Linked DNA regions of Mus musculus: region 1 is linked to region 2. Evidence: chromatin contacts called from ENCODE Hi-C or POLR2A ChIA-PET data. All regions are on one chromosome and are shown on one strand. The core of a region is the stretch at or near the end of the contact, and the rest is flanking DNA. Distances in the headings are between cores, read along the strand shown. Region 1 holds the start of Timm13 (translocase of inner mitochondrial membrane 13). Region 2 holds the start of Lsm7 (LSM7 homolog, U6 small nuclear RNA and mRNA degradation associated).

Region 1 (2,700 bases), core at 183-2,682, 46 kb before region 2:
GTGCTCTGAATCTGAAGGGTTTATAACAGTCCCCAGCTCCAGGGCATTCACAGGCTTCTCTGGTCCCAGATTCTGAATTGTTCTAGTCCCTTCTAAAGCGGAGGACCAAGGAGGAGCGAGTTCACACATGGGACGACGCCTCCCATCCTAAGACTGAAGGGGACAGGCAAACCGTGGGCGTTGTGCCTTCAGGAGCAAAGGCTGCAGGTTCCCAGCCAGTGACTGCTCACATGAGTGTGGCCACACTAGCTATGCTCCTGGCCTCTCCTGTATGAATACTGTGTGGCCCCTCTGTGCCCCACCTCGATGGCAAGGCCTGGAAACTTGCTTCCCTGCAACTTAGTGCCAGGAGCCAGCCAGTTTCACCTGTCACCTCCCCACCACTGACACATGGTATTTTTTTAAAGAATATTTATTTTTTTACATCGGTCAGTAACGCAGCTCACTGGGATGATGCTCTGGGGGTTCAGGCCTGGAGCTGCCACAACTGGCAGCTTCCTTTACTGAGCTAGGGCGAGTTCTTTCTCTCTCCTGGCACAGCTGATGGTAGGAAGAGTCCAGGCCTAGTCTTCCCCCAAGGCAAGAGCTCTTGGCCACAGGATGCCACCACTGCCACCAACCTCCAGAACCCACCAGCCACCTCCTGCTTCTAGATACCTCCGTTTTCTTTGTGACCGGCGTTGGATCCTGGATAGTTATGGCTGGCTGCAGTCACTGCGCAGCTCTGCTGCCTTGCCCACAGGGCAGGTGTACTCTGCACTGGAGCTAGCTTCCTTGTATTTGAGGAGCAGGTCTAGAGTAATCTGCAGGTCCTCAGGGGTCTGTTTCTGGCCCTGGCTAGGTGAGATGGTTACCGGAGTGGCACTGCTGCTGGGGAGCCGCCGGCACTGCGCACATCGCTCAGCTCTACAGATTGTTTCTTTTATAAGATGCATGCCAAACGTGTGTTCCACCTTTTCTTTTACGCCTATGATTTGTAATATACATTTTACAACTGGAAACTTTTGTATACTCAAATAAACATTGACTTTAACTGCAGCCTCAGAGTAGATCTTCAGATTAAGATAGGAGCAGCAGGCTGGTAAGATGGCTCAGTGGGTAAGAGCACCGGACTGCTCTTCCGAAGGTCCGAAGTTCAAATACCAGCAACCACATGGTGGCTCACAACCATCCGTATAACTTTAAAAAAAAAACATATTAAAAAAAAAAAAAAAAAGCAGCGAGGATTTTATATTGTACGCATGCGCAGCGGGGAGGTCCAGGACAAAATGACCCTGGTCCAGCCCTTGCCAGGGCGTCAAAAGTCAGTGGGCTCACGCGGGAAGTTGCACAGCCTTCTGGGAATTGTGGTTCGGGTTTCCTTCCTTTCTAGAAGCCAAAGGACAGTGCTTAGGGACGGCGCGCACAGCCTTGTGGGAGCAGGAGTTTGCAGTTTCCCATAGAGCCTCCGAGGTCAGAGTGCACGGCGCGCACGGGTTTGTGGGAGGTGTAGTTTAACTTGTTTCCATGGTGACTCAGGCCGCAGCTTTGTCAGACTGCTGACGACGCGCGCTGCCTTGTGGGAATCGACTCAGCCTCTGTTTCCCGTGGTGCCCCGGCTTGGCTTCCGGGGCGTATGGTCGGTGTGCGCGACCGTGGCCCGGTTGACTGAGCAGCCATGGACAGCGGCTTCGGCTCGGATTTTGGCGGCACGGGTGGCGGGAAGCTGGACCCGGGGGCCATTATGGAGCAGGTGAAAGTGCAGATCGCCGTGGCCAACGCGCAGGAGCTGCTCCAGGTGCGGGGCGCGCCGGGGTTGGTGGCGGGGTTCCCCGGGTGAGTCCCCGCTGAGACCTCGCGTGTGTCCACAGAGAATGACGGACAAGTGTTTCCGGAAGTGCATCGGGAAGCCCGGGGGCTCCTTGGATAACTCGGAGCAGGTGAGACATCTCGGGAACCCGGGGTGGTGAGGGGCGCGGGGTCAGGAGCGTCTAGGAGGTTGAGAGATGTGCGCGTGCGCGGCCTCTAGCCTTAGCTACTGAGGAAGTTGTGCGCGTGCGCGGGGTGAGGACCCGGCTTCTGTGCCTAGATCGGTGCAGCCTTCATGGGTGATCCTCGGGTCGTGTGACCGTCAGTCAGGGATCCCCCTCCACGCTTTGCAGAAATGCATCGCCATGTGCATGGACCGCTACATGGACGCCTGGAATACCGTGTCCCGCGCCTACAACTCTCGACTGCAGCGGGAACGAGCCAACATGTGACCGGGACCTGTGCCTCGGGACACCGTGCTTATGGTCTGAACTGTTTTCCCTGCCAGTTAGGGTGTCTCCTCCTAGCCGCCCTGAAGTCTGGCAGCATGGAGGGCTTGGGGATCGAGGCCTCTCCCCTGGGTTGCTGCGTCCAGCTCAATCTCAGAAGAGAGTGAGGACCCGACAGAGCACAGGGATCTGGCTGGCCCCACTGACCTGTGACCTCAGGAGAGCAGGCCAATAAATCGCTGCTGGGGCAGTAAAGCAGGCGTGTCACCTCACTGCTTCAGGTCCCTTCCCCTGAGTAGGCCCAGACCTCCCAGGGTATCTTTCCCCTTGGGGTCAGTGGGCTGCTGGCTCTCAGGGAATTCGGAGCATGATCTCAGGTGTTTGGTCATCCCGGGGAGACCAGCCGAGGTTAAGAAGCAAGGCTTCATGTAGCCTTCACCTATCATGCATGAGGCCCAGGGTG
Region 2 (2,700 bases), core at 81-2,580:
TATGATGTAGAGCCCTGGCCCACTGGCCAGATGCAGCAAGCCCTGACACACTTTCAAAAGCTCATGCTCAGCCAAGAACAGGATGTGGGGATAAAAGCAGCCAAAGAGAGATGTTGGCCACATGGTGGAGAGCCCAGGAACCACATGTGTGAGGAATGCCTTAAAGCTTAGCCAATCAAGGAGGCACATGCCAGCCAGTTGTGGCAGCACCGGGGAGGCTGAGGCAGAGCTGCAAGCCCACCGCCAGCCTGGGCCATACAGGGAGACCCTGTCACAAAAGTCTGTAATCTCAAAAAGGAAAAGAAAAAGTATTTTTAAAAATGACCTGGGCTCTTGTTTCACAAGACAAGAGCGTACACAGTAGCAGGACGCACTGGCCACCCTTCAAACCGGCCCAAGACCCAAGGATGCAACACTCCAGGATCTGGGACTGAAGGCTGGAGCCACAAAGACAAAACAAGAAAGGACTCTACTAAGCCAGGAGTTGCGATGCGGCGCGTGAGATAACTAGGCCGGTGTTTTGCTTTGAGTTCCAGGTTAGCCAAGCCTCACCGGGTGCACAGGGACAGCCAGGGCAACATGGGAAGTCAGAGCCCAGCCTGGACTGCAGAGCGAGCTGGAGGCCAGCCTGAGCTGCGGAGCAAGTTGGAGGGCAGCCTGGACTGCAGAGTGAGTGTGAAGCCAACATGGGTTACATAGTGAGTTCAAGGCTAGCCTGGACTACGCCGAGTTCGAGACCAGCATGCCACCTCTCTCAGAAAGCAAAGCACACCAGAAGCCAGCCTCCTGCCAGGGCGCACCCCGCGCACACCTGAGGCGTCCCAGCAGAAGCTCGTCCCCAGCGTTCTGCACCGACCCTGAGGTGGGGACCCCCTTCCGCCCAAGGTCACAGAACAGAAGCCGGGGTGCCGGGCTGCATGCACCTCGGGGGCCGCGCTGGACGCCCCGGGGATGGAGCGCGGGAACTCGCCCCATTCTGCAAAAGGGGAAACTGAGGCTGGCAGGAACAGCGGCGGCGGCGGTTGGGGCCCCGGGGCGCAGGGCGGGCTAAGCCCCGCCAGAAGTCTGCGGTGGCAATGAGCGAGTGGACCGCAAGGTCAAGGGCACGGTCAGGAGTTGGGGGGCCGGGCCGATCGGCCGTGGCGCTCACCTGGGCCGCGAGTAGCAGCAAAGCTGCGGCCAGCCGCGCCGCGGCCATGTCCGCCGGTCCCCCCGCAGCTCTAGGCGGAAGGTTTCCTGGCAACGCCTTCGGGACGCCGCAACGTGCTTGCGCCGAGGCTGCGCGTGCGCAAAGGCCTCCGCGTTAGAAAAGGGCGGGGCGGCGCCTGCGCAGAGCGACGTGAGGCGACAAGATGGCGGTGAGCATGTCTAGATCGTGGAAAGCAGGGCCGCGGGATCGAGGGTCTGTGGAAGCGAGAGCAGAAAGACTGAAAGGAGAGTGACGGACGCCCTAGAGTAGGGAGACAGGGTGCTGAAGGATGGGAGCCACGTGGGACTGCAGACGGAAGCCATGGGTACAGACCAGGTGACATGAAAAACAGACGACCGACATGAGGATGCAGACGCGGAACGTGGGGGTTGCAGACCAGGCAGACAGGGGTGCGTACAGGAAACAGTGCAGATGGGGTATCCAGGGATGCAGATGAGGACGTGGGCATGCAGACAGAAATGCAGACTCGGGCATAGCATTCAATTAGGCAGACACTGGAGGTGAGGATGCACCCAGGGTTCTGGGAGCCTGAGTTGGAAAGGAGTCCCTGGGTGCCATGCCCAGGCTACAGGGATATGGGGAGGCTGGACCTCTCTCCTCAGCGCCCCACCTCCCAGCAGGACAAAGAGAAAAAGAAGAAAGAAAGCATCTTGGACCTCTCCAAGTACATCGATAAGACCATTCGGGTGAAGTTCCAGGGTGGCCGGGAAGGTGAGTGCCTACCGCAGGGCTCCCTGACACAGAGCTTGGCTGAGGTCACAGCAAGCAAGGGAAGCCACCTAGTACAGGCGTTCCAATAATGGCTTGGGCTATTGTGTACCATTGAAAGGTATGCCCCTATTGTGGGTGGGGAAACAGAGCCCCAGGAAAGGAGTCAAGTGAGATTAGCACCCAGACCAGTATGGATGGATCCTGAAGGAAGGGGCCAGGACCCACGAGGAGGTGGAAGGAGGTGATAGGAAGCCCTGTTCTTAAGCACCTGGACACAGCAGGAACCTGGAAGGTTTCCCAATGAAAGGATTGAAAGTTCCAGGCCAGTTTAAGTTATGTAGCAAGATCTGTCTCCAAGAATCAACCATGGGTGGGGCTGTATGTCTGTGGGTAGATTGCTGGTTTAGCATGCATAAAGCCCTGAGTTCTATTCCCAACCCCGTGTAAACCTGGCGTGGTTGTATAAGCCTGGCATTCCAACACTAGGGGTAAGACAGGAGGATCAGGCTGCCTAGTGAGTCTGAGACCAGCTTGGGCACATGAGACCCTGGGGGGGGGGGGGGAGACTGTTTCAGATTGCATGGATGGGTGACAATAAAGTTTTATGGACACTATATAGCACCTTCCATACTGGAAAGAAGAGGGTTGGAGTCACAGTGACTAGGCCACCACACTTACTTACTCATGAGTTCTGTGGTGGCAACTGTTCCTGAGCTGCCATACCAGGTTCTATATGTGTTACGGGGTGGACTGACATTCTTCTCCATGTCTCGCCCGTG

What was found. A loop is a pair of places that touch in the nucleus more often than their neighbours do. ChIA-PET counts read pairs that join two places held with the same protein, here RNA polymerase II (POLR2A).
Region 1: a map of T-helper 2 cell shows a loop between it and region 2 (1.9-fold over the local background). The contact joins the promoter of Timm13 here to the promoter of Lsm7 in region 2. A Hi-C loop is called at or near these places in 1 of 37 maps with a recorded cell type or tissue (T-helper 2 cell). POLR2A ChIA-PET finds 5 or more read pairs at or near these places in 3 of 5 experiments (Patski and embryonic stem cell).

What each region holds. Positions count from the first base shown.
Region 1 is chr10:80,899,701-80,902,400 of GRCm38, reverse strand. Timm13 (translocase of inner mitochondrial membrane 13) reads left to right here and starts at 1,432. Exons shown (of 3, transcript NM_013895.4): 1 at 1,432-1,777; 2 at 1,851-1,919; 3 at 2,142-2,700. The coding sequence starts at 1,658. The coding sequence ends at 2,240. Lmnb2 (lamin B2) reads left to right here. Exons shown (of 12, transcript NM_010722.5): 12 at 1-1,038.
Region 2 is chr10:80,853,839-80,856,538 of GRCm38, reverse strand. It overlaps Lsm7 (LSM7 homolog, U6 small nuclear RNA and mRNA degradation associated), which reads left to right and starts at 1,330. Exons shown (of 4, transcript NM_025349.2): 1 at 1,330-1,358; 2 at 1,831-1,921. The coding sequence starts at 1,353. Sppl2b (signal peptide peptidase like 2B) reads right to left here and starts at 1,264. Exons shown (of 15, transcript NM_175195.3): 1 at 1,151-1,264. The coding sequence starts at 1,198.